Regions from separate parts of the Homo sapiens genome. Here region 1 is linked to region 2. A link is a loop called in an ENCODE intact Hi-C map of the cell type or tissue named here. Cell type or tissue: ascending aorta. All regions are shown on one strand. Links, peaks and the distances in the headings refer to the core of each region. The heading gives the core; the rest is flanking DNA.

Region 1 (2,921 bases), core at 222-2,721, 490 kb after region 2:
GGAGGCCATCCATGATGAGCTGGTGGAGGAGAGATGGGAGGGCCCATGGTGGAGAGTGGTGAGAGTGAAGGGCAGAAAGGCCAATCAGGGGCCTCCAATTCCAGGCCAAGTGGTTTGGTTTAGCCCAGGTTTCAGATTAGAAGCCAGACTCACTGATGGCTATGGATGTGTGAGTGTGAGTGTGTGTGTGTGTGTGTGTGTGTGTGTTTCTTTTTTGCTTTTATTGGAGTTGATTATATATGTTTAAAGTCTGAACTGGAATGTCTGGGGTCAGGGAACATTTGCTCCTCAATTTTGAATTTAGCTTCAGGCTCCACTTACCCAGTCACTTAATTTGTATGTTTATGTTACCTACCTGTAAAAATTCGAGATTGAGGCCCCTGTCCTTCAGGTAACAGGGAACTAATGGATATTTTTGGAATGATGGAAATGGTATTTCATGATTATCAGGGTTGCCATATAAAATACAGAATGCACAGTTAAATTTGAATTTCAGATAAACAACAAATAATTTTTAATATATGTCCCATATAATAAAAATTATTCATTTTTAAAATTCAAATGTAACAATGTAACTGAGTATCTTGGCGTTTTGTTTTTGCTTTTTGCTAAATCTGGTAATCCGGCTCATGTGGCATATATAAAATTAATGGGAGGAAAGAGAAATGAGATTAAATGAGGAGGTTGTACAATAGTCTCAGAAAGACATGGATAATCCACTCCTTTAACAGGATGGATGGCTGCATTGGAGGTGAGAGACATTCACAAAAAAAGAACGAGCGGAGCATGCAGCTTGGTTAGAGATGGGGAACAAAAGAAGAGAAGTAACCCCAGGGTTACAGAGACACAATTCACACTACAGCTCTGCTGCTTAATTACACAAGATACTCCCAGCCTTGGTTTCCCCATTACCACTTCTAATGTGTCATAAGGAGTAATGAAAATGCCTCATAAATGCTGCACAAATGTCGGTTGTTGTAATAAATGTCCCAGCCCCATTCTTTTCAACACACACTATTACTAAAGCCGTGTCTCTTCCATGCTGTCCTTGTCTAATTATTTTGAACACAAAGGTAAAATGTCCCTTTGTTCCATTTCCCTATTGGCCCACACAGCTCGAACTTGTACAATTCCCTGTTCTCCACATGGGCACTCGCGAACACTCAGAGCTTCCTCTCCTTGGCAAATTCACGGGCCTTTCCTCTGTTTTTCCAGCAAGCCATTGGTAAAAATGTGTATTAGGACAGAGTTGGAGACACAATAAGCCAGAAGCTCTGACCCTCGAGGTGGCCATCAGTCCACGCATAAACACCCTCTGGGTCCTGTCTAATGCACTATACCTGGACTTTGTTTCTCTGTGCCCAAACATCAGACAGAGACCCCCTGTGCAGATAACATGAGGCGATGGGCCCTGATACTGACTACCCCTGCTACTTTCTAGCTCGGTGTCTTGGGGCACATGGTGTAGCTTTTCCTGTAAGATAGTTTGTTATTTACTGTCCTTTTATTTCAATTGCTTTTTCCTTTCTTCAGTGTCAATTTTATGACTAATGGTTACACTAAAATTGTCTAAACCTTTTCTTTCTGGATTACAAATGATGGATGCATAAAATGCTCCCTCTGGCCTGGCTTTCTTCAAGTCACCTTGCCCCTGCCCTCAGGGAGCTCAGCTTCTCATCTGTCTCCAGAACTTCTGCCAGAATGCTTCACCTTTCCTTGGCCTCTGTTGCCACCTGCAGGAGCATTTGGAGGAGGGTTCCAGGACCCTAGATGCCAGAGAGGGAAGCAATAGGCATGTGAAATCTTGAGTTTCACCAGACAAAATCTCCTCACCTCTCTTGAGTTCATGCTGCAATATTTATGTTATTTATTTATGTTTATTTATTTGAGGCAGAGTCTCACTATGCTAGCCAGACTGGCTTCAAACTGTTGAGCTCAAGCGGTCATTGCCACCCACCCCCTCTGCCCCCACCTTAGCTTCCTGAGTAGCTGGGATTATAGGCACGCATAATCATACCCAGCAAAGCTCCAGTATTTAATCAGTTGAGTGACTTTAGGCAAATCACTCCTTTTAGCCTATTTCCTCATCTCTAGAAGAATATTTGATATCCATAAATTTGCTTTGATAGTGATTGTAAATGGGTCATTCATTTATGTATTCACGAAGCAAACAGCATGTTGGATAAAAAGACATGAAAATATAAGAACCTGAGAGAAAAATCACAATATTACAGGGGCATCAGTCAAACCCACAGGAAATTGTCAGTTTGTTTTGATAGACCTATAAACAAAGTGTCACATGATCTAAGTCATGCCTCTTGTCTGGTGCAAGCAGGGAAAGCTTCACAACAGAGGTGACATATTAATTGGACTTGGAAAACCACATAGGAGTTCACCAGGGTTTGGAAGAACACATAGGAGTTCATAAGGCAGAGAGGAAGGGAAAGGACTTTCCAGAAAGGGGAAGCAATAAGCCAAAATGTTTTGACCTGCAGGTTGTTCCCAAGGAGTGACTGAACTCTTGTATCCTGCAGCAAGCAGGCTTGGTAGGAGAGAAACGTTAAGGAGAGAGGAATGTTGCCAATGTCAAGGGAAGGAGTGGTGAGGCTTGGCCCTGGCAGGAGTCTAGTAGGGGGATGAAGAAGAGGAGCTATCAGGCTGCAAAAAGAACATTGAATCAGGATGGGCAGGTCTGCTTCATGGCCCAGACTCTTCCAACCACTCACTATGGGACCTTGGCTAAGTTAACCACCCTCTCTATGCTTCAGTTTCCTCATGTGCAAGTGAAGATAATAACCCCCACCTCGCTGTGTTGTTGCCAGATAACACATGCAAAATCATTAACACAGTGCCTGCCGCAGATGTGCTCAAACAGGTCAGCCACTGGTGTTACCATTAGATATGCAGCTTCAGGGACTTAT
Region 2 (2,921 bases), core at 230-2,729:
AATCAGACGGCATTTGGTTGAAAGTACACTCTTGTATGACGTATGAAATCCCCACATGTTCTGCCACCATTATTTAAAGAAGAGACATGAATTTTGTCTTTAAAAAATTAATAAATTATTACAGGATGGCGAACTGAATCGTCTTCTTAAATCCTCAATATAATCAGAGAAAAGAAACTTTGAAGTCAGTACATCCATAACAATGCTGAAAATTGAGAAAGAGTGATATAATGAATAGAAACTTAGAAGAATTTCTGAATAATTGAAAGAAAATGGAGATCAGATTAATGAAAATATTAAGACTATCCAGATATTCGAGGAAAAGCAGTGATAAAACATAAAGAACCTAGAGGTAGAGGAAAAAATCAGAACCAGTGACCCAGGAAACAGAAGAGAACTTTAAGAACATTTAATGTTATAGGTAGAGACATTTAAGAGAATATTGCCACCTCAAAATAAAAACAGGCTGCAATGAAGGAGGAAGAATAAAGAACAGCTCTTATAAATAAAAATCAAGATTGCTAAATTTTTAAATAGAAGACCTGAAGACCAAATTATAGATCTCAAAGATGAAGATGATAAAATTTCCAAAAATGTAGAGAGCAAAGGGGAAAAAATTATGAAAGAAAAATTAGAAAGCAAGGAGATCATATCTAGAAGTTCCTGTCTGTTCATAGTATTTAAAATGGTTAAATGCTCCTGGGAATAGACTGATAGATTAGTGTGGCAGCATGGAGTTCAGCAACTGATCTGCATTTATATGGAGATTTATATATGATAAAGGTGGCATTTTTAATCAGTGGGCATTTGGGGAAATAGGGCTTATTGGTCTTTTGGAACATTGTTAGTGCCCTACTCCACTCCTAAGTTATTTGATTAAATGGAAAACTGATGCAGATATGCCAGAAGCTCTTGTAACCAATGCTTCCAGTTTGTAAAATTTTAATGTTTATTTTCTTCCATCCTAAAAGTAGACTTCACATTCCAAGGGAAGGGGAAAATGGAGTAGAATGCAAAGGGAGGTTTAAGTTCTGCTTTAGCAGGCATGAGTAGGGAAAAATAAACAGTTGGGGAATTTTTCCAGTCCTGTCTGCTGTTCTGCTCCATTAATGATAGGCTGTTGCTCTTTTACAAAACTAAAGAATAGGCACTAGGATGCAAATCTCATTCTCTTCCAGTTTTCAGCTTTCCTTGAGAAGAGGGATCCACGAATATTCCCCAGACAACTTACATAACCTTGCTCAAATAGAAGCTCAGAGTTGCGGAGTGCAAAATGAAAGAAAAAGGCATAAGGTTGCCTCAACCATTTTGTGAGCTGAGAGCAGAAAGGAAACATTGATTTTATGTCTTACATATTTCATGTGCATTAGAAGGAGGGAGTGAAAGCCTGACATGATGCTCAGTCAAGGGACTAGATTTACCATTTACTTAAACTAGCGTGTGTAGGTTCTCCACAGTAATTAAACTTAAATTTGTGTTTAACTTTTAGCACATTAATGTAAATACATTCTAAGTCATCAAATGCCTACCTTAGTACTGCCACATAATTTCTGTGTTGGAGTTGGCTTTTGTGTTTACAACTTTATTGGCCTCAAGTGGAAAGGAAAAGAACAGAGAAAAAAATAATATATTAGGGAAGGCCAATGGCATCATGATGCAAGCTATGAGTAAAAGTTTCACAGTAACTTAAATAAAGAACTGTGATGGGAACATTAAGTTCTCTCAAGCACACAGTAGCATAGGCTGCCAAACCAAAAACATTCCTGCTCTGGCATTCAGGACCATGGTCACAGAGAAAGGAGTGATTTTTATTTCAGCAAGTAACATCCTCTGTCACATTAAATTAATAGAGGTAATGTGAATTATATTGGTTCTGTAAGTTCATAGTTGGGTGCGCATAAGAAATTTATACCTAGGTTTATGTTTGCACTTCTATTTAAATAGCATTATGATAAAAATAATTTAATTAAAAGTAAACACTAGTGTTATGAGTACTAGTATTTTTATTAGCCAGGACACACATAAAATTTGATCATCACTGACCTTAGTAGTTCTGCCAGGCTACAAAGGTGGTTGCACAGGGCTGAGCTGGAATAGAAACTAGGGCTCAGGTAATTTGGTCTCCCTGTTTCTTCATGAGACAAGCCCTCCTTAGGCTGTTCTCTTTAATTTCTAGCCCATTCTTTTTCATGTTTTAATTTTCTATTCACGAGTAAGTCTCTCTTTCCTTGGTGTTTACTTAGTAATGTGTGCTTCTTAGCAGATGGGAGAACGGGGTTTTTTGAAAGAGCAGGGCTTGGGGTTTCTGGTGAGAAAAAAATGGGAGCTAGCTCAAAACCAAGTAGACCTAGTGGCACATAAACACGATCCCAGACAGTTCCAGAAGCCTCTAAAATAATCCCAACCATTTTGTGGGCAAGACAAGTGCTCTGGTGAGAATTATGACCACTCCCAGACAACTAACAGTTGGCAAAAATCCTTCCCTTTAAGACAAAGAACCCATGGCTCCTGGAGCTCGTATGGGGTGAGTGTTAATCAGATGGAAAGATGGTGCATGGTTCAAATTAAACTAGAAAAACGATCAATGAATTTATGATGAGAATATAAGTATATTAAGCAGATAAAGAGCTCTTGGTTGCTGATTAGTGCATTCCCTCCCTATAGTCATTTGTGATAAGAATGTTACATGGTGGACATGTAATCAGAATCAGGAGAGTTAGATAAGTTGCCTGTCTAGTTAGATCAGAACATGATGGACTGAGGCAGCCATCTGTTTTCAGGGGTGCACACTTGGCACAGAGACCTAATACTCTTCACAAACCAAGGGGCCCTCTCTTCTAGACAGGGGTTGAGTGAGCACAGCCAAATTTGCTTCTGTGTCATCTTTTTTTTAAAATATTTTCTTTTCTGAACAGTCCCTT

The links. Hi-C counts contacts between places; a loop is a spot of excess contacts. Peaks named below come from ENCODE experiments on the same cell type or tissue, not always from the same donor. Only the 100,000 strongest peaks of a DNase experiment are listed, where the experiment ranks them.
Region 1: a loop joins it to region 2, with 2.8 times the contacts of the local background. A loop is called at or near these places in 2 of 110 quality-filtered maps.

The regions. Positions count from the first base shown.
Region 1 is chr11:95,153,481-95,156,401 of GRCh38, reverse strand. All of the region lies in intron 1 of LNCRNA-IUR (lncRNA imatinib upregulated), which reads right to left. Among named protein-coding and RNA genes, the nearest start is that of LNCRNA-IUR, 4.4 kb to the right of the region's middle. In ascending aorta, for the core only: a CTCF peak has its summit at 1,718 (motif pointing left); no DNase peak of the experiment used is centred there; H3K27ac peaks cover 64 bases.
Region 2 is chr11:95,646,342-95,649,262 of GRCh38, reverse strand. No RefSeq gene overlaps it. Among named protein-coding and RNA genes, the nearest start is that of FAM76B, 140 kb to the left of the region's middle. In ascending aorta, for the core only: no CTCF peak of the experiment used is centred there; a DNase peak (open chromatin) is centred at 1,752; H3K4me3 peaks cover 640 bases; H3K27ac peaks cover 2,500 bases.